Regions from separate parts of the Homo sapiens genome. Here all the other regions are linked to region 5. A link is a loop called in an ENCODE intact Hi-C map of the cell type or tissue named here. Cell type or tissue: GM12878. All regions are shown on one strand.

Region 1 (5,000 bases), 210 kb after region 5:
GAAGTATTCTCAAGGGTTAGGGAATTCCTACTTGGTGGCCCTTTCACCAAGTGCATTTGGTAGATGGGTCTGTAGCTGCTTTGGAGAGGGCACCCGCAAGCCAAATAGAGAAGGGATAGGGTGCTTGCCAGGCTGTCCCCTAGAAGGAAAAGGTGCTGGCATACCAGGTGGTTGAAGGACTGGATCTGGGGGTCTAGGCTGAAAAGGGAAGAGTCTGAATGTAAGAGCCACTGAGGCCGGGCGTGGTGGCTCACGCCTGTAATCCCAGCACTTTGGGAGGCCGAGATGGGCAGATCACTTGAGGTCAGGACTTCGAGACCAGCCTGGCCAATATGGTGAAACCCTGTCTCTACTGAAAATACAAAAATTAGCCGGGCATGTTGGCCGGCACCTGTAATCCCAGCTACTCGGGAGGCTGAGGCAGGAGAATCGCTTGAACCCGTGAGGTGGAGATTGCAGTGAGCCGAGATCACGCCACTGAACTCCAGCCTGGGCGACAGAGCAAGACTCTGTCTCAAAAAAAAAAAAAAAAAAAAAAAGCCACTGAAAGAAAGTCCTCCAGGAGAGGATGGGTTGGGGTGCTTGTAAGTGGGCTTCTGTAGAGATTTGGCATGGAGATTTGCCATGAAGAGTGGGTGGTTATATTTGAGTTGGGGGCGCTGAGGCAGTGAGGATCATCCTTAGGACACAGATGGAAACCAAGCCAGGGGCCTGTATCCCCAGTGCAGTCACAGGTAACACAGAAGAATCATTTTTACCCCAGCATGAGGCTGGGTAATAAATGGTCAGAAAGTGTCATTTGGGAGTGTGGCCAATTCCAGGATCCCTGGAAGGTCACTGGGAACATGGGTGGTGATGAGGAGTCTGTATCCCCCACCCCCCCTAAGAGGGTTGGAGGGCAAATGTGTCCTCTGGGACAGAAAAGAGGAAAGATGATTTCAGGATGAGGCTGAGGACAGAGCTCCCTCATTTACTGTTGGGTGTGGTGTCTGGAAGGTACAGGGGAAGGTGGGAGAGGGGCCCAGAGCACCTGCAGTGTGGGCATGCCCAAGGTTGGCAGGGGCTTCCTTCTCCTGGGCAGGGCTGTAGCCTGGGGCTACAGGGCCTTGTGTGTGTCACCAGCTCACTGAAGGGAAGATAATGGAACGGAGGAAGAAGATTGCCCTGGAGCTCTCTGAACTTGTCGTCTACTGCCGGCCTGTTCCCTTTGATGAAGAGAGTAAGGGCCAGGGCCCAGGCGGGGTGTGCATGTGCCTGGAGGGCCTGGTGGGTGCAAAAAGAGTATTTAGGTATCCCCCCAACACTTCCTGGGTGGGCGGGCTCTGTAAGTGTTTTCCCTGTTTGGCCCAGAGATTGGCACAGAACGTGCTTGCTACCGGGACATGTCATCCTTCCCGGAAACCAAGGCTGAGAAATACGTGAACAAGGCCAAAGGCAAGAAGTTCCTTCAGTACAATCGACTGCAGCTCTCCCGCATCTACCCCAAGGGCCAGCGACTGGATTCCTCCAACTACGATCCTTTGCCCATGTGGATCTGTGGCAGTCAGCTTGTGGCCCTCAACTTCCAGACCCCTGGTGAGGAAGTCCCCTGTGAGGAGGGTGAGGAGGGGCACTGTGGGGCAGCTGGACTGGAATACACCATAATCTGCCTCTTCCAGACAAGCCTATGCAGATGAACCAGGCCCTCTTCATGACGGGCAGGCACTGTGGCTACGTGCTGCAGCCAAGCACCATGCGGGATGAGGCCTTCGACCCCTTTGACAAGAGCAGCCTCCGCGGGCTGGAGCCATGTGCCATCTCTATTGAGGTGGGTGCTGCTCATCTGGGCTTCAGGGTAGGAAAGGGGCTGCTTGCCGTTGGAGTCTGTTTATGTTGAGTTCTCCAAAAGTAGGTATTTTCAGGCATCAAGGTGGTCAGGGTGGGTGGGGCCTGAGCTGAGTCTTTGAAGGGGTGAAGATAGCATGCAGTCACTGTATGCATCTAGGACGTGCAGAGCCATGGTGTGACTTGTTCTGATGACTTGTTTTGTTCTGATGAGATCTTTTTTTTCCCTAAGGGGAGGTCATTTAAAAGATTTCTGTGTTAAAATAGTAATGGATTTAACATGAAGTAGATTGCAAAACTCACATGGAAATTTTGGCTAAAGCTCAGACTTCAGATAAACTACAGGCAGCAGCTGCTCTGGACAGCTTAGGGTCCCTGATGTCGTGAGGGACTCCATGGGCAGTGTCCCGGGGGCCCAGCAGAGGGCGCGCTGCCTCCACTCCACAGATGCTGACTGAGCCTCCGCAGTGGGGAATTGGAGGGAGCAGGAAGGACAATCCCAGGCCCTTCTTTGTCTGCCTACAGGTGCTGGGGGCCCGACATCTGCCAAAGAATGGCCGAGGCATTGTGTGTCCTTTTGTGGAGATTGAGGTGGCTGGAGCTGAGTATGACAGCACCAAGCAGAAGACAGAGTTTGTGGGTCAGTCTGTCTTCCCAGTCATCCTCCTCATCCTGCTGGGGCACTGCAAGCCTCTCCCCACCAGTCATCCCATCCTCTCCCACGGTGACCTGAAGCCTTTTGTCGTTGCCTTCACAGTGGACAATGGACTCAACCCTGTATGGCCAGCCAAGCCCTTCCACTTCCAGATCAGTAACCCTGAATTTGCCTTTCTGCGCTTCGTGGTGTATGAGGAAGACATGTTTAGTGACCAGAATTTCCTGGCTCAGGCTACTTTCCCAGTAAAAGGCCTGAAGACAGGTGAGGACCATTCCTGGAGGCAGTGCCCCTGCAATCTTGCTGGCAGGGTGGGGCTGGGCCCCTTGCTCTGTCCCTCGTGGGCTGAGGGCCAGGCTTTTCCTCCTCCTAGGATACAGAGCAGTGCCTTTGAAGAACAACTACAGTGAGGACCTGGAGTTGGCCTCCCTGCTGATCAAGATTGACATTTTCCCTGCCAAGGTATCTGCAGCAGGGGTGGGCTGGCCTGGGGTAGGTGGGAGGAGAGCCAGGCAGCAGCCTCTAGAAGTGCAGAGGAGTCATTGACCCTCTTGTGCACCTGGCTTCGTTGAAGCAGGAGAATGGTGACCTCAGTCCCTTCAGTGGTACGTCCCTGCGGGAGCGGGGCTCAGATGCCTCAGGCCAGCTGTTTCATGGCCGAGCCCGGGAAGGCTCCTTTGAATCCCGCTACCAGCAGCCGTTTGAGGACTTCCGCATCTCCCAGGAGCATCTCGCAGACCATTTTGACAGTCGAGAACGAAGGTGAGGAAGATGGAGGGGTGCTAGAGCCAGGAAGGCAGTGGCTAGGTCCTCCTTCTTCAGTGTTTCTTTCTCCTGGGTAGAAAAGTTGTAATATTGTCTGGCATTGGGCTGCAAGGCCCTGCCTGCCAGTAAGGACACTCTTCCCTTCTGTCCAGGGCCCCAAGAAGGACTCGGGTCAATGGAGACAACCGCCTCTAGTTGTACCCCAGCCTCGTTGGAGAGCAGCAGGTGCTGTGCGCCTTGTAGAATGCCGCGAACTGGGTTCTTTGGAAGCAGCCCCCTGTGGCGGCCTTCCGGGTCTCGCAGCCTGAAGCCTGGATTCCAGCAGTGAATGCTAGACAGAAACCAAGCCATTAATGAGATGTTATTACTGTTTTGGGCCTCCATGCCCCAGCTCTGGATGAAGGCAAAAACTGTACTGTGTTTCGCATTAAGCACACACATCTGGCCCTGACTTCTGGAGATGGATCCTTCCATCTTGTGGGGCCAGGACCATGGCCGAAGCCCCTTGGAGAGAGAGGCTGCCTCAGCCAGTGGCACAGGAGACTCCAAGGAGCTACTGACATTCCTAAGAGTGGAGGAGGAGGAGGAGCCTTGCTGGGCCAGGGAAACAAAGTTTACATTGTCCTGTAGCTTTAAAACCACAGCTGGGCAGGGTGAGAAGCTAGATGCCCCTGCAGTTTGGCCCTGGAGCCAGGGCAGAGGAATGTAGGGCCTGCATGGAGAAGGGTTCTGCCCTGCCTGAGGAGGAGGACACAGCACAAGGGCACATTGCCCATGGCTGGGAACATGACCCAGCCTGAAAGATACAGGGGATCATGTTAAAAATAGCAGTATTATTTTTCGTCTCAATGGTATTGTAACTAAGTTATTTACTCCTCCTGCTCCTCACCCCTGTAGGGAAACCTTGGAGAGGAGAGTGGCAGGTGGGCTGCCTGCTGTGTTAAGAGGACTTAGTTTGTGATGTAAGGCACTGTCAGGAATGGGGGGCGGGCCAGGGTGGGAAGAGAAGAAATAGCAGAGCCTATTTTGGTGAGGTTTTTTGTTTTTAAGTCAAAGAAGACTCAGTATGCTTTCCCTGAGGAATGAAAAAGGGATTGAGGAGTTGCCTGACTCCTGGGTGGGTGGGGTACAGGCAGTTAGGTGCTGAATGAAGCTGCCATCCTTGCTGCAGCTTCTAACTGGTAAAAAGATCCAGGGATGGAGATGGGAAGGTTAGAAAGGCAGCCCTCACCTCTGAGGACAGAGGCCGGGGTCCAGGCCCGTGGGCGCAAAGGTGCCTCATAGCATAGCCAGCATTCAGCACACACAAACCTACTGCCCACATTTGGGCTCAGGGTTGGCCATTTGCTAGTTCTGCTGCCCTCTTAAGATCTGACTGCCAAATAAATCATCCTCATGTCCTTTTTCCTTTGACTTGTATGCTCTTTCGGGGGCTCAGGAAAGCCTGTTGCATGGGACATGCTCACTAGAAACAGTCGCCAGATGATTATTCTGCAGTAGAAGCAGGTAGGAAATTTCTGGAAATTTCTCAGGTTAAGCAGCAAGAGCTGTAACCCCTCCTCTGGGCTAACAGGAGTTGTGGGTCCACTCTCTCCTGCCCACCCTCTGAGGGTGTGTCTGAGCAGAGTACATCCTGCCTGGGTTCTTTGTGGCCAGCCAGTTTTGGTGGTGAGCTGGAAACAACCAGAGCCCCTTTCCAGTTCCACAGAAACCTCTCCTTTCAAAAATGTTGCATTCAGTTCGTTAACACTGCCAG
Region 2 (5,000 bases), 260 kb after region 5:
CTCCATTCTACTCCATTGGTCTATATGCCTTCATTAACAATTTTTAATATTAAATAGATGTTGAAATAATATTTTGCATATATTGGGTTAAATATATTCTTAGATTTTTTTTTTTTACTGTTTCAATGTGGCCCATAGGACACTTATCACGTATTGGCTCTCATTGTATTTCTGTTGGACAGCACTGCCTAGATGCTTCAGACTGGAGCCACCGGGCAGTGTGGAGAGCAACAGCTAACGTCATGGGATTAGATGATCATCTGAAAGCTCCTCTCCTCTTGTGTTTATCATTATAGTACTTAGGGAGCAGGATATCACTGTGGCTGAGAATTGAGGCTTCTGAGTCAGGCAAGTCCAGGTTTCAAGACCTGCCCTGTCCAACACAGCAGCCACTAGCCATAGGTACTCATGTATGTACTGAGTATCTGAAATGTGGCTAATGTGAATTGAGATGTACTGTAAATGTAAAATACAGACCAGATTTCAAAGACTCAGTACCAAAAAAAGTAAAATATCTAGTTAATAACTTTTATATCAATTACATGTTAAAATATTAGTATTTCTGATAAATTGGGTTAAATAAAATGTATTATTAAAATTAATTTGACTTGTGTTTCTTAGTAGGCTATTTTTTAGATCAAGTTCACAGCAAAACTGACCAGAAGGTATAGATATTTCCCATATACCCACTGCCCCACACATGCATAGCCTACTCCATTATCAACATTCCCCACCAGAATGGTACATTTGTTACAACTGATCAATCTACACTGACACATCATTATCACCCAAAGTCCACAGTTTACATTAGAGTTCACTCTTGGTGTACATTCTATGGGTTTGGACAAATTTATAATGATATGTATCTACAATATTATAATATCATACAAAATAGTTCTACTGCTCTAAAAATCTTCTGTGCTCTGCCTGTTCATCCCTCCCTCCTCCCTAACTCCTGGCAACCACTGATCATTTACTGTCTCTATAGTTTTGCCTTTTTCAGAATGTCATATAGTTGGAATCATACAGGTATGTAGCCTTTTTGGATTGGCTTCTTTCACTTAGTAATATGCATTTAATCTCCCCCCATTGCTTTTTATTTTTTGACTTGTTAATTTTGATTTTTTAAAAATGTGGCTCCTAGAACATTTTAAATGACATATGCAGCTCACCTTATGTTTCTGCTGAACATTTCTCAGCTTGGCATGGGCAGTTTTTCTCAGCATGGCATCTTCCTGTCTTTCCAGTCACTCAAGTCCAAGCCTGGTTGTACTTGGTTTGCTGCAACCTAAACACACCAGCCTCCTTGCCTTCACACATACTAGAGTTCCTTCATTAGAGTTTTCTTTAACCCCCTCCCTCACCTGAAGACTAATTCATGCTCAGACCCAATTCAAATACGACATCTTTAGTGAAGCCTTTCTAAACTTCCACTGTACCTAAATCATTTTTTATAGCACATTCTACCTTATAATTTTTTTGTATGTGGCTGACTTTCTCTCCAGATTGTGAAATCTTTGAATTAGGCCCCATGTTTTGTTCATCTTTGGGTCCTCAATCCTTAGTACAGAGCCTGACACATGGTAGGCAATCAGAGATGTTAAGTTAATAAATGAATAAAATGCAGGAAAATTAACATATCCTCTAATAAGAGATAACATATTCACTTAGAATCAAATAGCTTAGAAAAGAACCTCAAATGCCATAAACAAGGGTGTAAAATTCTATCAGCCAACAGCTAAAATTATTCACAAGCTAAAATTTGTATTCAGTCAAAGCAACACATTAATCAATAATATTTATAAAGTATATCACAGTGAAAAGATGGTAAAGCACCTCCTAATGGTTAATGATAGTGATTGGCCTGGAGATGTGGAAACTAGCTATGGAAACTAGATGGTTAAAACAACCACATTCCGTACCATTAGACGCTGACAGCCCAGACCCCACCAAAATAGAGGCAGTGAAACAGCCTTTGAAGTTGTTTTCAAAGGAAGCCACCAAGATGATTAAAGGGTTGGAAAATGAGATTTATGGGTAATGGCCACAGAAACGAAGACAATTTTGCCTAGGCAAGAGAAAAGGCCGAAGGGTGACTTAATAACCATCTTCAATCATTGTTATTACACAGAGAATGATGACCAGATGGTCTCCATTTTCACCAGAGAAAGAATATTGAAAATGGACTTACGCTGCAGCATAAAAAAAAAAAAAAGGTCTAGTTTTAAACAAAGAACTCAATGGTTAAGAACTAGTATACAGCAAAGCAGACCTGGGGAGTGTGTGGTGTAGCCATGTCTGAACTCATCTGTTATGCTGGGAAAGCAGCAAGTGGGTAGGGTGTGTTCAGGTCTTCAACAGTCCTTTGTTGAGGGCAAATTCTCAACTGGCTAGTCCTCAAATGAATCACGTAGCATACAACCACAGGAGTGGAAAAGAAAGAGATATGAAAATTGAAACACAGCACCCTCTGGTGTACATAGCTGTCTTCTAATCTAGGAAAATTCTTCTTTTTTTTTTGAGACGGAGTCTCGCTGTCGCCCAGGCTGGAGTGCAGTGGCGCAATCTCGGCTCATTGCAAGCTCCGCCTCCCGGGTTCACGCCATTCTCCTGCCTCAGCCTCCCGCGGGGGACTACAGGCGCCCACCACCTCGCCCGGCTAATTTTTTGTATTTTTAGTAGAGACGGGGTTTCACCGTGTTAGCCAGGATAGTCTCGATCTCCTGACCTCGTGATCCCCCCGCCTCGGCCTCCCAAAGTGCTGGGATTACAGGCATGAGCCACCACGCCCGGCTGGAAAATTCTTGATATGTATCAGTATTTTTCAAAATGTAAGCTCCAAACCATGACAGAGTCAGGAGAAACTTACACAAGGCTGGTCTTAGGGTTCGTTTAATCGCTACATCCATCTTTATCAAGCACCTGCGATGCATTTCTCCCTGTTACCAGGAGGTACCAGGAAGCCTGTTACACAAGCAACCTCAACTTCTGCCTATAGCAAACTTGGATTCTTCCCAATCACCTTTTGAATGCTGAATTCAGACTCTGATACAACTAGCTGGCACATGACCATGCAATGCTGAGACATGATAACATCTGCCAGATAATGTGAATTTTGCCCTGTGTTCAGGAGTACATTACATATAAAAGTTAAGCAACACCTAAATGGGGGTGTTCCCTTAGACATTCTCCCTGCTATGTTGTGGTGTATACACCCTTCTTTACTGATCTCTGTCTGCCAAATCCCAGCCGGCCACTTTTTACATCCTCCTAGGCTTTATGCTGCAAAACCTTCCTAATATCCTTTTAAGTACAAAAGACATTCAATGAGCTCAAAAAGTTTGAGACCCAATCAAGAATCTTTTGCAGCCCTCTCAGTATCTTTAGCCATCTTGTTGCCAGATGGGAACTTCATTCACATGACACACATACTTCCTTCATGTGACTCACCATTGCTAAGCAACTGGTATGTCCTAGGTGAATAAAACATATGCCCTGTGTCTGAGATTCACAGTGCAGTAGGGGAACATGGATAGATACGGGTGTAAATAGATCAGCTGAAGCATGAGTTGAAGCTCAAGGCTCTACATGCCAAGAACAGAGGAAAAAGGCAATGGAGAGACCGGACAAGAACTATCAGGACATCAGAACAGAACTTACATCCTGTGAGAGCAGGACTTATGCTAAAAACAAGTCTTAAAGGATGAAAAGAAGTTGTCCAGGCAGACAAGACAGGAATATGTATCATCCTAGGCATAAAGTCCCAAGACATGTCACCTTTTGAAGAATGGAGCCATGTGGCACACTGTCCTCCAGTCCCAAAGGTCTCCTTGAAGAGACATGAAAATCCCACCTGAAGAACTCACCCTTGCAGATTGTACATAGCACAGACCTAAATGGCAACAAACAAGCAAACAAAAAACGCAGTACAGACTAGGCACTGATCTGATGGAAGCGAGACAGGCTGGAGTAGCAAAGGGTCTGACTAAGAAGCTTAGGAGGAATTCCTCTGATACCCTTCTTGGTGCCCCCTCCCCAGCAACATCTAACAGCCTCACTCGGGCCCAACTTCCCTGTTGCACTGGTGGCACTGCATTGCAATTGTGGGTACAAGATTCCTCCCCCACAAAACTGTGGGCTGAGGCAAGAGTTCTACCTTTTTATTACTACGCCTCTGACACTCAGCACATATGAAGCACAAGCAAAATTTGATGACTAAGCTAAGTAATTAGTTCATATGTGTGATTAGGGTTTGAAAGGGCAGAACCTTGGACCTATGATCCCAAATACCTTTGTCTATCTAGTTCACCTGGTTTTGTTCCTCCTCAGAAGCCATCTATCCTCCTTACCTTGGTTCATGTTTTCCTATCTCTCCATTTTATACACATAAACCAACTCCTACCCTCAAATCAGGGAAAAGGGACAGATATTCCTGTCCTCAAGTTAAGAGTGACCTATGTCAAAGTGAAAAACAACTAAGCCAAAAAGGTAACAGGGAACTGGCTTCTTGAGCACTCAGAAGAATTTGAGATTACTGCCTCGCGAGGGAAAAAGGGAAACCCAACCCGATTACAGTGTAAAAATAGGTCACTGCTTGAATACAGCCCTTTGGTTACTGGCTGCAAGCCCCTTTTTGCTTTTGACTCCAGTGTCACAAGAAAGTGGCAGCATAGTCTTAGAATAAGGGCTCCACAGCCAGCTGGCTGCTCGGCCAGGCCTTCCTGCTGGCATTCTAGAAGCAGCATGCAGGGCCAGGCACCTACTGGGGAGCTCAGTAAGCCTTTGTCACTGCTGACATGAAATACAAGAGTTGGTAAGTTTCTTTGGTTTTGTTTTGAACAAACTGGCAGATAGTTCAAGGTTGTCCTTGTAAGTCTCTCTCACTTGCATTCAGCTATACATTGTTTAGTAGGAAATGAGTATAGTTCAGCTAGTTCACTTATCCCCATGCCAAACCAGCAGGCAGCCTCTTTTCCATGAGAGACAGTTATAATTTTGAA
Region 3 (5,000 bases), 110 kb after region 5:
GAAAGCAGATATCTTAATTGCATAGTAAGATCCCTTGGTCTTGAAGTGAAAGGTTTCTTGTCAGGAGAATTTAGAGCAAACTGTAGTCTTAAACTATAAAAACTAAGCCTTTTACCACCATATGTTTCACAGTGGCAGATCTGTCCATATCATTACCTTTTTTACTTTATATTGCCAATGAATACATTGAGAATGCATTAGGGAAAATTAATTGTTTTTGGGAGAAGGCCTAATGCCTTGATGGTCTTCTGTTCATTAAAGGTTCTTCCCGAGTGAAAATTTAGTGATGCTGGTGTCTTTTGTGGCATTTGGTTCCAGCATAACCAGTGCAAGCCTTCTAAAAATGACTAGGCTCACCCAGCTGAGAATGAATAGTACTCTGTATAGTTTTAAAAAGAGATTGTTTTTATTTTAGCTTTGAAAAAGTAATTTTTGTACTTGGTAAATTCAGATACTATGAAATAAGGAATATGGTGAAGAAGACATCTCTTCACCCCTGACTCACTGTCTCCCATCCTTCTCAGAGGCAACCGCTATACTGATTATGTTTTGTATTCTTCCATAGATACTCTGTATATCTGTATGTGTGTGTGTATCCCTTTGTGTGTATATATGAAGATTTTTTTGAAAGATAAATTTTCTGACGAATCTAGAAAGCAGGAAGTCAAAGGGGAGGGGGTCATGAGTATACTTTGCCTAAGTAATAGAAGACAGGGCATAGACTACTTTTTTGTTTGTTTGTTTTTTAAATAAAGATGGGGGTCTCACTGTGTTGGCGGGGCTAGTCTCGAACTCCTGGCCTCAAGCAGTCCTCCAACCTCATCTTCCCAAAGTGTTGGGATTACAGGCATGAGCCATCACATCTGGCCCAGTTTATATGTTTTGTTTGTTTGGTTTTTGCTTTTGTTTCCTCTCTGCACTGCCAATGGCAAATTCTTGAGTAGTGGAATGTATTTATTGGGGAAAAGAGACCTGCCACCACTTAAAAGTAAAAAGCTGCCATTTTTAAGGGAAACCTTTCTCAGTGAGTTGGACAGTTTCACCCAGAAGAATTGTTAAAAACGAGTTTTGGACACATTTCAGGACCTTTAGTTCATCTGTTCAGTTTTGGTAACATAAGAGCCAGCTTGTGATCATGATGTCCCAGGAACTGATGCTACATATTCTCAAAAAGAGGTTTCTTCAAATTTAGTCCTTTCAAGGTACTAGTTACTGTTGTTTTACTTTTCAGGTTCGAGCCTCTGGGGATGCAAAAATAAAGAAGGAGAAGGAAAATGGCTTCTCTAGGTAAGACTTTGCTGCTGCGTGGGCTTCCCTTTCTCTGGGTGGACAGCAGGCCAGCTGCCTGTGTTGTAGTGTTGTCTGAGTTAACCCAAAACCCACTGACCTGGCCATCTTGATGGTTCCCAGAAGCTCAGCAGTGAGAAGACTCGGTCTAAGCCAACCTGAGCCTTTCTACAGTGCCATATAGTGAGACTGACCAGCACATTTTCCAGAAGGTTATTTCGAATAGAGAAGGTTGACAGGAGAGATTTTTAAAAATTGAGATTTGACTTGCATATCACAAAATTTGTATTTTAATGGTATACAGTGTACCATTTTTTTTTTTTTTTTTTTTTTAGTATATTCACAAGGTATTGCAGCCTCTTCACTAATTCCAGAACATTTTCATTTCTCTAAAAAGAAACTTCATATTCAGTAGCGATTATGGAGTTTTCTGAAAAATCACTTAGTCTGATTTCATCATTAGTAATATTGGGAGGCTTATATATAAAAGATCATTTGACCTACATGTTAGGGATGAGTGTAGATTTGGGTAGAATTATGTTATCTCTTTTCTAGAAGGAGAGGAAAATGCGCAAAATCTAGAGGTTACTTCCTATACTGTTTTTACCTTTATAATTTTGTTTTCCTCAGCCTCAATTTCCTAAAATAAGCCCAGAGGTCCCCTCTAGTTTCGAAACAACTAGATGTTTATTGTTACATATTCTCACTTCACTGAATGACAGAAAGGATTTATTAGAAATGGTTGTAAGTGTTTGCATTATTGACTGGGACAAAACACTTTGAGAGTTTTGCTTCCTTGAATCTTTGAACTTTCAGTTTCATTTGTTAAAATTTTTGACAATTGTGCCTGGTACTCTGGGGTCCTTTAGACAAGGAGAAAAGCAGGTGCCCTCTTCAGGCATGTTTCATAATTGTTCTAGGAATGCAGAATAATACAATTCAGGAAGCATTAGAGCTGCAAGCTGCCCTAGGAATTTTGATTTCTGAGATAAAGTGACTGAGGAGGCACTGCTGGGCTAATCTCTGCCAAGAGACTGCCTTGGATTTTTATTAAACTGATATGAATAAATTTTTTGGACTTGGTGCATAGTCATGAATTCATTTTCAGACTTTTTGGGTTAGAAGATTAGGAACACAGCCTTCTTTGAGGCAGTGGTCTCTATGTTCACTTTGCTGGACTCCTTGCTGGCTTGTGTATATGTCTTTGTAGAGAATCCAGATGCTTCACTGGAATACAGTTTTCAGGTAAATTGTTTTAGGACTTCTTCCTTCAGACCTAAGTAACCCTTCCCACAGTTTTTGTCTTCAGTGTGACAAACTTAGGATCTAGCATTTACTTAACTAGTTGGGTAAATGATAGGCTTTCTTTCCTTCTGGACCCTAGGGTCTGTGTCAGTATTCAGGCAGGAGGGGGAACAGCTGTAGAAGCTGGCATTTGGTTAGGGTGCTAAAATAAGTTCTTTAAACATTCAAATTCTATCACAAGCAAGGGGACCCAGTATGCTTTTTTTGGTCGGAGGTACTCTTGAAACCCTGTGAATATACTTTGCAGTGGGGTCGGGATTCTTAATCCTTGGATCCCTCCACAGGGGGCAGCTGCATGTAAGGAGGCCATTTCTTGTACTAAGTTAAGGCAGTGAGGTTCTGAAGAGATGTGCCAGGCCAGGGAGCATCCCATGGCTGCAGTGATTGCTGGGCTCTATGGTGTTTTTTACTTGTTCCTTCTCTGTTTTGGTTCAAGATGTTTGTCTCAAAGGATTGTCTTTTTATATTTATATTTTGAAGGTAAGATCTTAACAAATAGTAGTGAGACACTCTTCTGTATATAAAGTAAACCTAAGTTAGGACGTTGAACAATGAATAGATTTGGCATAGGATACCTTCTGTTTATTCTGGTTTAACACGTGCCCTACTTTTGTTGTAATGTTGTCAGCTTGGTTATTTTTCCATGTAGCTAGATATACATGTACGTTATTGCCACATTTTTAGAACTTTAAGGTACTAAGTTGGGGAAATCAATGTTTATTCCTTTCCTTGTAAAAGCTGTACTTTAGCTTTTAGAGTACTGGAACAATCAGTTCAGATTGTGGGGTCAAATATATGGTAGGTTTCCATGTAAGGCAAGAAAACACCTTAGGTTTATTTCTGGAGTGGTTCGTGCCATGCTGGCAAAGATAGCTAAGAAATAGTGAGAAAGAATTCTGACTTAGAATAAAGAGTCTTGATCCCAAATCCTGATATTGCCCATTCACCTGTACAATGAGGACAAATACTATCTACTTCACAGGATTGAAGTGAGAAAAAGTGCTCACAGAACATCTTCATGATATGTACGTGGTTATCCTTATTTCTGTTAGCTTCTTTTCAACGAAATGACATATTCCTTCTTTGTATTAATAGAATACAGATGTTCTAGCACTCTGACCAGCAATTTTTTTTCTCTTTAGTCCACCACAAATTAAAGATGAACCTGAAGATGATGGCTATTTTGTTCCTCCTAAAGAGGATATAAAGCCATTAAAGAGACCTCGAGATGAGGATGAGTGAGTATTTTCTTAAAACTTTGACTTTTGAAAACAAAAAGGAGGAGTTTAAAGAATAAATGTGATGTGTTTCTTTATAATACATATAGAAACTGCATTAATTGGCTTTTACTCATTTGGAATTTGTGATTAATGGACTGATTTCTCTGAACTATGAGAAGTAGAGTTTGCTAAACAAGTAGTATACCCAAGGCTTACATGAAGATTATATAAATTTTTATTACTGAAAAGGCAATAGATATTTATTGTAGAAATTTCAAATAATACAGAATTCATGAAGAATAAATTATTTAAGTTACTTAAAATTTCTTATTGCCTACCACAGATAACTTAAAGCAGTTTCTCTTAGACCTATTCCTGTCAGACATTCTAAGTGAAGTTTCAGTGTGTAAAAATAATAAAACTGCTCATAAAACGGTCGAGGCTTACATGTATCTCTTTCCCCAGATTCAATGAGATTAAATTATATTCATTATTTTCACTCTTATATAGCTTACTATGCTATTGTTATAGTAGAAATTGGATGGAAAGGGAGAAGGGAAATACTTAGTGAACTCATTTGTATTCATTCAATATAGAATTTCTTTCCTCCACATTCCAGTGAGTTACTGCTATGTGGTAGCTAGTGTGCTGTGTGTTTGGTTCCCAAACTTTCATCTTTTATTTTTATTTATTTTATTTTATTTTTTTTCCCAGACTTTCATCTGATAATGATATTTATTTCTGCATATATCCCCCCACCCTATTTTGCTTCCAGGCCGGTGTAAGTGGTTTGTTTTGTTCTATATAGGGCTATAACTATTACTCTTTGGTCTGACCTTCATTATTTTCTCTATTTCTGTTAGTCTTGACCGTAGAATGCCCAGCCAAGAATAACAGTGATTACTCTTGCCATGGAGGCATCCAAGAGTTTGTAGGTCTCCTATGAGTGAGAACTCCTGAATCATAATTATGTTAACTGTGTATTCATGTTCCCCTTTCTAGTGCTGATTATAAACCTAAGAAAATTAAAACAGAAGATACCAAGAAGGAGAAGAAAAGAAAACTAGAAGAAGAAGAGGTTAGTAAAGAGACTTAGGTCCTTTGGGGCTTGAGTTTGGAAGTGGGAGTTTTCCAGTAAGCAACTTCTTAAGACAAATGAGTTTTAGATATTTATTGGCTTGTTATAAC
Region 4 (5,000 bases), 96 kb after region 5:
GATTCATTGTGACACATGATGGCATTTAATCAAGTCTGTAGCAAGCTTGCCTTGATAAAAGGTAACTGGATTGGAGACCTGATTTTTTTTCTTCTTTCTATATTTTAAAGAGTTTACATTAAAAATTCTTAACTTGGGCTTCCATGGTCTGTTAGCCCCTGAAATTATATGCAAATGGTTGAGTATATGAGATTTCCTGGAGAGACTATTTGTAGCTTTCATCATGTTATCAGAGGAGTTCGGCTCCCACAAAAGCCTACAATCACCAATATGAATGAAACTCAATAGTGCTGCCTTTTGGGATGCAAGCCTCAAGAAGATGTTTCTTTTGTTCATTTTGCTCCCATTTTTTTGGTGTAGGAGGCAAGTGGTTAAATCTAGTTATTGAAAATGAGGACTTGTACTTCCATTCTGATTTAAAGACAGTTGTTGGTGAGAAAGCCATATGGTATTCCCATTCCCATAGTGGCCTGAGCTAGGTTAGGGAATGTAAAGATCTGTCACACATTAGAACAAGTGTCTCCATTGTAGAGTTCTTAGAACTTCTTTATTAACTTGTCTGATTGTCTGTAGACAAGTTAAAGTGAGAATTGCTTTCTAAGTCTGTTCTTTTTCGCGAATCATTAAAATAACCAGATTTAATTTTCTCTATTGGGGACATTTCTTTGGGAATCATGTATCATGCCTGTGGCCTTTTTTCCCTATCCCTCACTTATCTCTTATCACTTGATCATCTAGTTTCCATTTTCATTATTCTGGTAAATTTAATCTCAGTAGTTGAATCTACTCTACATCTTTTCTAGTTTATAGTTGTCTAGCTTATGTTAATATCTACCGTACAGCAAAGAATATTGCCAAGGATAAAGAAGTTCATTGCATAATGATAAAAGGGACCCATTAGGAGAACATAGCAGTTATAAATGTTTATCCACTAACGTCACAGCCTCAAAATACATGAAGTAAATCTGATAGAGCTGCAAAGAGAAATAAACATTCATAATTATGGTCAGAGATTTTACTATCTTTCTCAATAATTTTTAGTCCAAATAGAAAATAATTAAGGATATGGAAGACTTGAACAGTATCAACCAACTTGATCTAATCGACATTTATAGGTTTTTCCCATCCAACAATATTAGAATTTTCTCTTTTCTTTCTGTCTACTTTTCCGCTTTTAATTTTTTTCAGGTTTTATTTTAGATTCAGTGGGTACATATAGGCAACTTTGTTACCTGGGTATATAGCTGTGATGCTGAGGTTTGGGTACAAATGATCCTGTCACCCAGGTACTGAGCATAGAACCCAACAATTAGTTTTTCAACCCTTACCGCCCTCTCTGCTCTAGTAGTCTCCAGTGTCTATTATTGCCATCTTTATGTCCATGAGCACCCGATGTTTAGCTCCTGCTTAAAAATGAGACCATGTGGTATTTGGTATTCTGTTCTTGCCTTAATTTGCTCAGGATAATAGCCTCCAGTTGCATCCATGTTGCTACAAAGGACATGATTCAGTTCTTTTTTTATGACCGTATAGTATTCCGTGGTAGATATGTACAACATTTTCTTTATCCAATCCATCATTGCTGGGTACCTAGGTTGATTCCATGTCTTCCCTATTGAGAACAGAGCTGCAGTGAACATGTGTGTACATGTGTCTTTTTAGTAAAATGATTTGTTTTCTTTTGGATACATACCAAGTAATGGGATTGCTGGATCAGAAGGTAGTTGTTTTTTTAAGTTCTTTGAGAAATCTCCAAACTGCTTTCCCTAGTGGCTGGACTAATTTACATTCTCATCAACAGTGTATAAGTGTTCCCTTTTTTCTGCAGCCTTGTGAGCCATCTGCTGGTTTTTGATTTTTAATAGCCATTGTGGCTGGTGTGAGATGATATCTCATTGTGGTTTTGATTTGCATTTCTCTGATGATTAGGGACGTGGAGCATTTTTTCATACATTTGTTGGCCATTTGTATGTCATCTTTTGAGAAATGTCTGTTCATGTCTTTTGCTTGTTTTTTAATGGGGTTACTTGTTTTTTGCTTGTTGAATCATTTAGGTTCCTTATAGATTCTGGATATTATACCTGTTAGACGCATAGTTAGTGAATATTTTCTCCCATTCTGTAAGTTGTCTGTTAACTCTGTTGATAGTTTAATTAGATCCCATTTGTCAATTTTTGCTTTTGCTGCAATTGCTTTTGGCATCTTTGCTATGAAATCTTTGCTCGTTCCTATGTCCAGAATGGTATTGCCTAGGTTGTCGTCTAGGGTTTTTAACAGTTTTAAGTTTTACATTTAAGTATTTGATTCATCTTGAATTGATTTTTGTATGTGGTGTAAGGAAGGGGTCCAGTTTCAGTTTTCTGCGTATGGCTAGCCAGTTATCCTAGCATCATTTATTGAATAGGGAGTCTTTTCCCCATTGCTTATTTTGGTTGACTTTCTTGAAGATTAGATTGCTGTCGGTGTGTGGTTTTATTTCTGGGTTCTCTGTTCTGTTCCATTTGGTCTATGTGTCTGTTTTTGTACCATTACCATGCTGTTAGTGTTTCTGTACCATTACCATGATGTTAGAATACATTCTTTTTAAGTGCACACGAAATGTGCCAAAATAGCTCATACTTTGGACCCCACTCTCCTTAAACCATCTTCTTTGGCTTTAATGCTTCCATGCCTCTCCATCTTTCTGGCCACCTTTTTCACCTCTTTCTAATGCACAGTCATTCCTTAACAGTTTTTGGCTGTCTTTTCTCTGCTACCTGTTTTGCTGTTTATCCTTATTTCACATTCCATATTTGGTCTTGTGAACTTCTTTTCAGTTCCTTAAACATAGCATGTTTTCTGATGCCGCTAAGCCTTTAAACATGCTGTTGGTTCTGTAATACTCTCTTGCCCCTTTGCTGTCATTCTTTTAGTTGCAGCTCAGACTTGACTTGTTCCAGGTATCCTTTCTACCCTCCTTCTCATATTAAATGCCACTTTTGTGTGCTCTCTGGTGCCTTGAATATATTCCTAGTGTAATAATTATTATATTTAATTGTGTCTTTACTTTTCCCTATGGCCTCCTGGACTCTAAAGTCCCTGAAAGCAGAATTGGGATCTTTTTTGTTTTTTCTGGGGTGGGGCGGGGGGCTGGTTTTTTGTTTGTTTGTTTGTTTGTTTTTTGAGACGGAGTCTTACTCTGTTGCCCAGGCTGGAGTGCAGTGGTGCCATCTCAGCTCACTGCTATCTCCACCTCCCAGGTTCAAGTGATTCTCCTGCCTCTGCCTCCCAAGTAGCTGGGATTAAGGTGCGTGCCCCGACACCCAGCTAATTTTTTGTATTTTTAGTAGAGACAGGGTTTCACCATGTTGACTAGGCTGGTCTCAAACTCCTGACCTCAAGTGATCTGCCCACCTTGGCCTCCCAAAGTGCTAGGATTACAGGTGTGAGCCACCACGCCCAGCCTTTTGTATTCATTTTGCATCCTTCAGGCTTAGTATGGTACCTGGCAGATAGCTGGCACTTACTAGTCTATATTTATTGAATTAATGAGTGGATGATCTATGGGTACATTAATTCCCATCTCTCTTTCTTCTCACGTACTCTTAATCTTCTATAGGATAGTTATTAAGTCACTTTGGCTTATCTCATTTTTCACACAATTGTGTGTGGTAAAATAAACATAACAAAATTTACTGTTTTAAAGTAGCATTTAGTACATTGACAATAGTATGCAACTGTCACCACTATCTCCAGAACTTTTCATCATCCCAGTCTTTGAATTCACTAAATAATAACTTTTCATTCTGTTCCCCTGTCCCAATATCTTTCTACTTTGTCTTTTTTTCTCTTTCCCTTCTACCTTTTATCTTTATGAATTTGCCTATTCTAAGTACTTCATATAAGTGGAATAATACAATATTTATCTTTTTTAAATCTGTTCTATATTCCCTTAATATGTTTTCAAGGTTTATCCGTATTGTAGCGTATCAGAAATTCATTCTTTTTTATGACTGAATTATATTCCATTGTATGCCTGTAATCACATTTAAAAAAATCCATCTGTTGATGGACACTTGGGTTGTTTCCACCCTTTGGCTACAAATACATGTTTGAGTTCCACTTTCATTCTCCGGGGTGTATACCTAGGAGTAGAATTGCTAGATCATGTCCAACAATGGGTGGCTGCCTGCTATGTTTTTACTGTGCTAATTGATGTGGTGTGAAAAAAAAAATTAGATAACCTTTGACCGTGAACAGTATCATCTGAGGAGGTGAGAGACCTGCTTACAGATCAGATGAAGAATGTTGATTTTTATATTACTAGGCTGTAAGAAGAAATTCCAAAAGACTTTAAGAAGAAAGAGGTTAATATTTAAAACATAAGCTTTTGAAAACTTATCTTCTCTAACACATTCTACTTTGTTTTGGGAGGAAAGATACAGTAAAAGTGACATAAAGGGCTTTGAGACATATAAGTTTGGCCCTGTCCTGTTTTACAAAAATCTTCTCTTAAAAAAAAAAAAGGGATGTGATTTTTTTAGAAGAAATCCTCATCCTTGTACATCCATTTAAGTCTCGTGATCTTGGCTAGGTTACTTAACCTTCTTCAACTCAGTTTCTTCATCTTCATCTTGATACATGCTTCACAGGGGAACCATGGGAGTCAATAAATATAGAAGCTCTTCAGTTGTGAACTGCTCTACAGATGTGCAGAGATGACACTTTTACATCTATTTAAAAGCATACTTTTCCAAGATCATATTGTAGGTAAATTCAATAATTTGTTGTATGTACTTTTGTGCCTCTTTTCTTTTCTTTTTTTTTTTTTTTTTGAGACAGTCTTGCTCTGTCGCCCAGGCTGGAGTGCAGTGACACAATCTCGGCTCACTGCATCCTCCGCCTCCCGGGTTCATGCCATTCTCCTGCCTCAGCCTCCCGAGTAGCTGGGACTACAGGTGCCCGCCACCATGCCCCGCTAATTTTTTATATTTTTAGTAGAGACGGGGTTTTACTGTGTT
Region 5 (5,000 bases):
CAGAACTATGGTGAACCTGGCCAGTGCTAGGATAGTGAAAGGCAAAAGGGACTCTATGGCCCAAACTTGCCACCATCTCTACCAAATTTATTCTCTGGGCCCTCTCTATTGTCCACTTTGTCAGGAGCTGAGATGAGCTGAGCTAAACAGGGTGGAACTGAAAGTCGAGACCCCAAGAGAGGAGGCATCTGATCCAACAGCAGTTCCGAAATCTGCCACCAGGTAACAGCAGAGCTCCTGCTCTGTCTCTGGTCTCTCACTGGCATGGGGTCCCCTGGGACTCTGATCTGCACCCAGGCTTGGCCTTGAGGGTCCTCTGCTTGTCTCAACTCTGCAATTCATTGTGAGCCTCCAGTCCCCATCAAAAAGCACCACTAGCAGGATAAGATTCTGTGGTCTGTTGGGGCACAGGGACTGTCTTGTGCCCCCTGGAAGTCTGTTTCCAAAGGATCCTGTTCATTTCACAGGAGGCCTAGGGCAGGGCTACCAGGCAGCTCTGGAAAACCCAGGAGACAACACAGGGCAGCTCAGGTTGCCACTAGAGAGAGGATTCTAGAGCCCAATAAAGTGTCCCTGCTGCTGTCCCCTCATCTGTGGCCACAAGGCCTTGAACCCCGACTCAGATTCACTCCCTGCAGCCACAGGCCTGAGCCCAGCCCAGCCTGGTAAGCCGTATTCTGAAATTGTTAAAGAAAAAGATGAAGGCCTGAGGGCTCGCAGTCTGGGGCCATGTGCCAAGCCCTGCCTTCTCCCGTGCCCATCATTCCAAGCAGCTCTGACCTCACTGAACTCAAACAAGGACTCCACACCCCAACACCCAATGTACCAGCACAGGAGTCTCCCTGTAAGGCCCCAGATTTCTGGATGAGCATAGACCCATCTGATGGCCCCTAGGAGGCTGTTTGTGGCCTGAGTTCTGGTTTGGCACCCTATCCATGATCAGGGCGGACCAGCCTAGGTGGGAAAATGAGACCTGGAGAGGTTGGAGACCCTGCCCAAAGCCTGGGGCCTGAAACCTGAGGTCTGGCAGGTTCCTGGCTCCACACTCTCACAGCTCCCTGTGACAATCCCTTCATTGCGCACATCACAATTATAATTCCGTGATGCATATGCTTGCATGGCCTTTTAATGTCCTGCTACCCGCGTGACCTGTAAGCCCCATGAAAGAAGGGACTATGTTCACTCCTGTAACCCCTTGCAACTAGTGCAATGCCTGGCACACAGTAGATGCTCAGAAAATAACTGGAATAAGTAAAATAATAAAGGGACATCCTCCTAAAGGAGACCTTAAGACATTTATAAAATGTTTTACAATTTACAAAGCACCCCCCACAGTTTTCCAGTTTCATTCTCCCCACCACCCCGTGAAATAGGTACTATTAGGCTGGGTGCAGTGGCTCACACCTGTAATCCCAGAACTTTGGGAGGCTGAGTGGGTGGATCACCTGAGGTCAGGAGTTCGAGACCAGCCTGGCCAACATGGTGAAACCCCGTCTCTACTAAAAATACAAAAATTAGCCAGCCATGGTGGTGGAAGCCTGTAATCCCAGCTACTCTGGAGGCTGAGGCTGGAGAATCGCTTGAACCCGGGAGGTGGAGGTTGCAGTGAGCCAAGATCGTGCCATTTCACTCTAGCCTGGGCAACAAGAGCGAGACTCTGTCTCAGGAAAAAAAAAAAAAGAGAGAGAGAGAGAGAAATAGGTACTATTATTGCCCACATAATGCAGTGTACTCATTTCCTATCTCTGCAACAACGAATTAACACACACAGTGGCTAAAACAACACAAGTTTATTTTCTGACTGGAGGTCAGATGTCCAACCCAGGCCCTATGGGCTAAAATCAAGGTGTCAGCAGGGCTGTGTTCCTTCTGGGAGCTCTCAGGAAAATCTATCTCCTTCCTTTCTCCAGCTTCCAGAGACCACCCATGTTTCTTGGCTCATAGTCACTTCCTCTAGCGTCGAAGCCAGCAATGTCACATCTCTCTTACTGAAGCCAGAAGAGGTTCTCTGTATTTAAGGATGCCTGTGATTAGGTTAGGCCTACCTGCATAATCCGGGATAATCATACATTCCAGACATTAGGATACACACATCTTTTTTTTTTTTTTTTTTTTTTTTTTTTTGGTGGTGGTGAGCGGGGAGAGATGTTATCCTGCCTAACACACAGAGATTCACAGAGATTCATAAACGGAGAGGTGAATTAACCAGCCCACCTCGCCCAGCTTGTGACTGAAGTGAGATTTAAAGCCAACATTTTGGGGCTACAGAATCTGAGCTCTTTCTCCCCTTTTCCAGAGCCAGAAGGGAAGGACACAGGGGCCCAGTCTCCATACAGTAAATACACATTTTATTTTATTTTATTTTATTTCATTTTTTGAGACAGGGTCGCACTCTGACCCCCAGGCTAGAGTGCAGTGGTACAATCACAGCTCACTGCGGCCTCAACCTCTGTGGCTCAAGTAATCCTCTCACCTCAGCCTCCTGAGTAGCTGAGACTACAGGAACACACCACCACACCTGGCTAATTTTTTTTTATTTTTTTGTAGAGACAGGGTCTCACTTTGTTGCCAACACTGGTCTTGAATTCCTGGGCTCAAGCACTCCTCCTGCCTTAGCCTCTCAAAGTGCTGGGATCACAGGTGTGAGCCACTGTGCCAGCCCACACTTTTATTTATGATTAAAGAGAAAGAAAAAAAAAAAGATGCGCTTGTCTGGAGGGTGAGGCCGTGTGGGAAAACTTTTTATTTGCTTGCCTTTATTATCATTACTTTAACGGTGTATTTAATAAATACAACGTTTTCAGCTAGAGGGAAAAAGGAATTAACCCAAGTCATTGGTTGAGTATGAAGGCATGGAGCCCCCACGGCCCTCCTCGCTGCAATTAAGCAAATGGCCAGCAGATGGCGGGGCATGCTCACAGCAGGGCCTTGCTCTCCGGACCATCTCTTTTACGGGCCGCCGAGCAAAGGTCTTTCTTTTCTCTTCTTCAAAACCCACTCTACAAGGAAATCTTCAGAAACATTCCAGCAGGCAAGACAAGGGCATAAAGGCCAGGGGGTCCCCCAGCCTCAGGACAGCAAGTGTGGGGACGTGCCCTACTGCATGCCCCATCCCCTGAGCCAGGAACAAAGACCAGAGGTCAAGCCGGCAGCAGTTGAGGAAGAGGGTCAGGCGTGGCTGTGTGTCCCGAATTGGTGGGTTCTTGGTCTCACTGACTTCAAGAATGAAGCCGCGGACCCTTGCGGTGAGTGTTACAGTTCTTAAAGGCGGCGTGTCCGGAGTTTGTTCCTTCTGATGTTCGGATGTGTTTGGAGTTTCTTCCTTCTGGTGGGTTCGTGGTCTCGCTGGCTCAGGAAAGAAGCTGCAGACCTTCGCGGTGAGTGTTACAGCTCTTAAGGCGGCACGTCTGGAGTTGTTCGTTCCTCTCGGTGGGTTCGTGGTCTCACTGGCTTCAGGAGTGAAGCTGCAGACCTTTGCGGTGAGTGTTACAGCTCATAAAGGCAGTGTGGACCCAAAGAGTGAGCAGCAGCAAGATTTATTGCAAAGAGTGAAAAAACAAAGCTTCCACAGTGTGGAAGGGGACCTGAGTGGGTTGCCACTGCTGGCTCAGGCAGCCTGCTTTTAGCTGCAGGGCAGCGGAAGGCAGGATCAGCTGGGTTACAGGACACTTAGGATGACCGGACACTTTACACGCTTTTACACACATTTATCATTACATCTCCTCTTCCTTGTGGCCCAGTATGGCACCTGGCATCAAAAATACTGAACTGGCTGGGAAGATGGTTGGTAGCAATGCCAGCGCAGTTTTTGAACCCCTCCAAATTTCTACATAAAAATAAGCAGGTCAGGTCAGGCGCAATGGCTCACACCTGTGATCCCAGCACTTTGGGAGGCCGAGGCAGGCAGATCACCTGAGGTTAGGAGTTTGAGACCAGCCTCGCCAACATGGCGAAACTCCATCTCTACTAAAAATACAAAAATTAACTGGGAATGGTGATGCACGCCTGTAATCCCAGCTACTTGGGGGGCTGAGGCAGGAGAATCCCTTGAACCCGGGAGGTGGAGGTTGCAGTGAGCTGAGATCGCACCACTGCACTCCAGCCTGGGCAACAGAGTGAGACTCTGTCTCAAAAATAAAAAATAAAAATAAGCAGGTCAGATTAGCAAAAGCAAAACCTACAGACAATGTTCGCTTAAAATTAGATGATAAGGTATCCCCATGAACACCAAAACACAAGCGGGGAAGCACAGCCCTCCCATAGCCACCTACATGTCATCAGGTCCCCCTACGTTCCCCCAGGGAGGCTTCCTTGGTTTAGATTCTGGCCCTTGGTGCCCCATCCAGCAGCCAACAGAGGGAAACAAGGAGCCCTCTGATGGACTTAAGAACAGGAGAATCCCAAAAGAGCCAGCAGGTATTCACGAGGAAGCAAGGAGGGACAACTGGAGACAGCAGCAGAAGCTGGGAGGGTCTCGCCCAGTCCGGGAGCAGGTGAGAGTCAGCAAGGACTAAGGGACTGCAGCGGTAGAGCCTTGAGAACCCTCAACACTGACCCACTTGGCTTCCCTTCCAGGACAGGATCACATAGCACTGAGCATGGAATCAAAATGGAGCAGGATCTGGACAATCAAAAGGAAGGAAGGAGAAGGCCAGGCGTGGTGGCTCATGCCTGTAATCTCAACACTTTGAGAGGCCGAGGCAGGCAGATCACTTGAGGTCAGGAGTTCAAGACCAGCGTGGCCAATGTGGTGAAACCCTGTCTGTATTAAAAAAAACAAAAATTAGCCAGGTGTGGTGACAGGTGCCTGTAATCCCAGATACTTGGGAGGCTAAGGCAAGAGAATCGCTTGAACCAGGGAGGCAGAGGTTGCAGTGGGCTGAGATTTTGCCATTGCATTCCAACCTGGGTGACAGAACGAGTCTCTGACTTAAAAAAAAAAAAAAAAGGAGAAAATTCAGATAGAAGCAGAGGGAGGAAATTAAGTCAAGGAACCTCAG

Evidence for each region. A loop is a pair of places that touch in the nucleus more often than their neighbours do. Peaks named below come from ENCODE experiments on the same cell type or tissue, not always from the same donor. Only the 100,000 strongest peaks of a DNase experiment are listed, where the experiment ranks them.
Region 1: a loop joins it to region 5, with 8 times the contacts of the local background. A loop is called at or near these places in 10 of 110 quality-filtered maps.
Region 2: it touches region 5 in a loop (8-fold over the local background); 24 of 110 quality-filtered maps call a loop at or near these places.
Region 3: a loop joins it to region 5, with 4 times the contacts of the local background. A loop is called at or near these places in 17 of 110 quality-filtered maps.
Region 4: it touches region 5 in a loop (4-fold over the local background); 17 of 110 quality-filtered maps call a loop at or near these places.

Annotation. Positions count from the first base shown.
Region 1 is chr20:41,171,071-41,176,070 of GRCh38, forward strand. It overlaps PLCG1 (phospholipase C gamma 1), which reads left to right. Exons shown (of 32, transcript NM_002660.3): 25 at 1,123-1,219; 26 at 1,351-1,575; 27 at 1,659-1,807; 28 at 2,350-2,464; 29 at 2,582-2,743; 30 at 2,853-2,941; 31 at 3,054-3,241; 32 at 3,397-5,000. The coding sequence ends at 3,439. Among named protein-coding and RNA genes, the nearest start is that of MIR6871, 4.5 kb to the left of the region's middle. RefSeq lists an enhancer at 2,445-2,494. In GM12878, a CTCF peak has its summit at 2,237 (motif pointing right); no DNase peak of the experiment used is centred here.
Region 2 is chr20:41,230,090-41,235,089 of GRCh38, forward strand. All of the region lies in intron 2 of ZHX3 (zinc fingers and homeoboxes 3), which reads right to left. Among named protein-coding and RNA genes, the nearest start is that of MIR6871, 64 kb to the left of the region's middle. In GM12878, a CTCF peak has its summit at 2,445 (motif pointing left); a DNase peak (open chromatin) is centred at 2,352.
Region 3 is chr20:41,076,351-41,081,350 of GRCh38, forward strand. TOP1 (DNA topoisomerase I) reads left to right here. Exons shown (of 21, transcript NM_003286.4): 5 at 1,232-1,287; 6 at 3,735-3,830; 7 at 4,815-4,890. Among named protein-coding and RNA genes, the nearest start is that of TOP1, 50 kb to the left of the region's middle. In GM12878, a CTCF peak has its summit at 2,195 (motif pointing left); a DNase peak (open chromatin) is centred at 2,121.
Region 4 is chr20:41,061,761-41,066,760 of GRCh38, forward strand. The region is part of intron 3 of TOP1 (DNA topoisomerase I); the gene reads left to right. Among named protein-coding and RNA genes, the nearest start is that of TOP1, 35 kb to the left of the region's middle. In GM12878, CTCF peaks have their summits at 1,850 (motif pointing left) and 2,892; a DNase peak (open chromatin) is centred at 2,811; H3K27ac peaks cover 2,080 bases.
Region 5 is chr20:40,966,009-40,971,008 of GRCh38, forward strand. No RefSeq gene overlaps it. Among named protein-coding and RNA genes, the nearest start is that of TOP1, 60 kb to the right of the region's middle. In GM12878, CTCF peaks have their summits at 219 and 2,906 (motif pointing right); a DNase peak (open chromatin) is centred at 2,929; H3K4me3 peaks cover 993 bases; H3K27ac peaks cover 292 bases.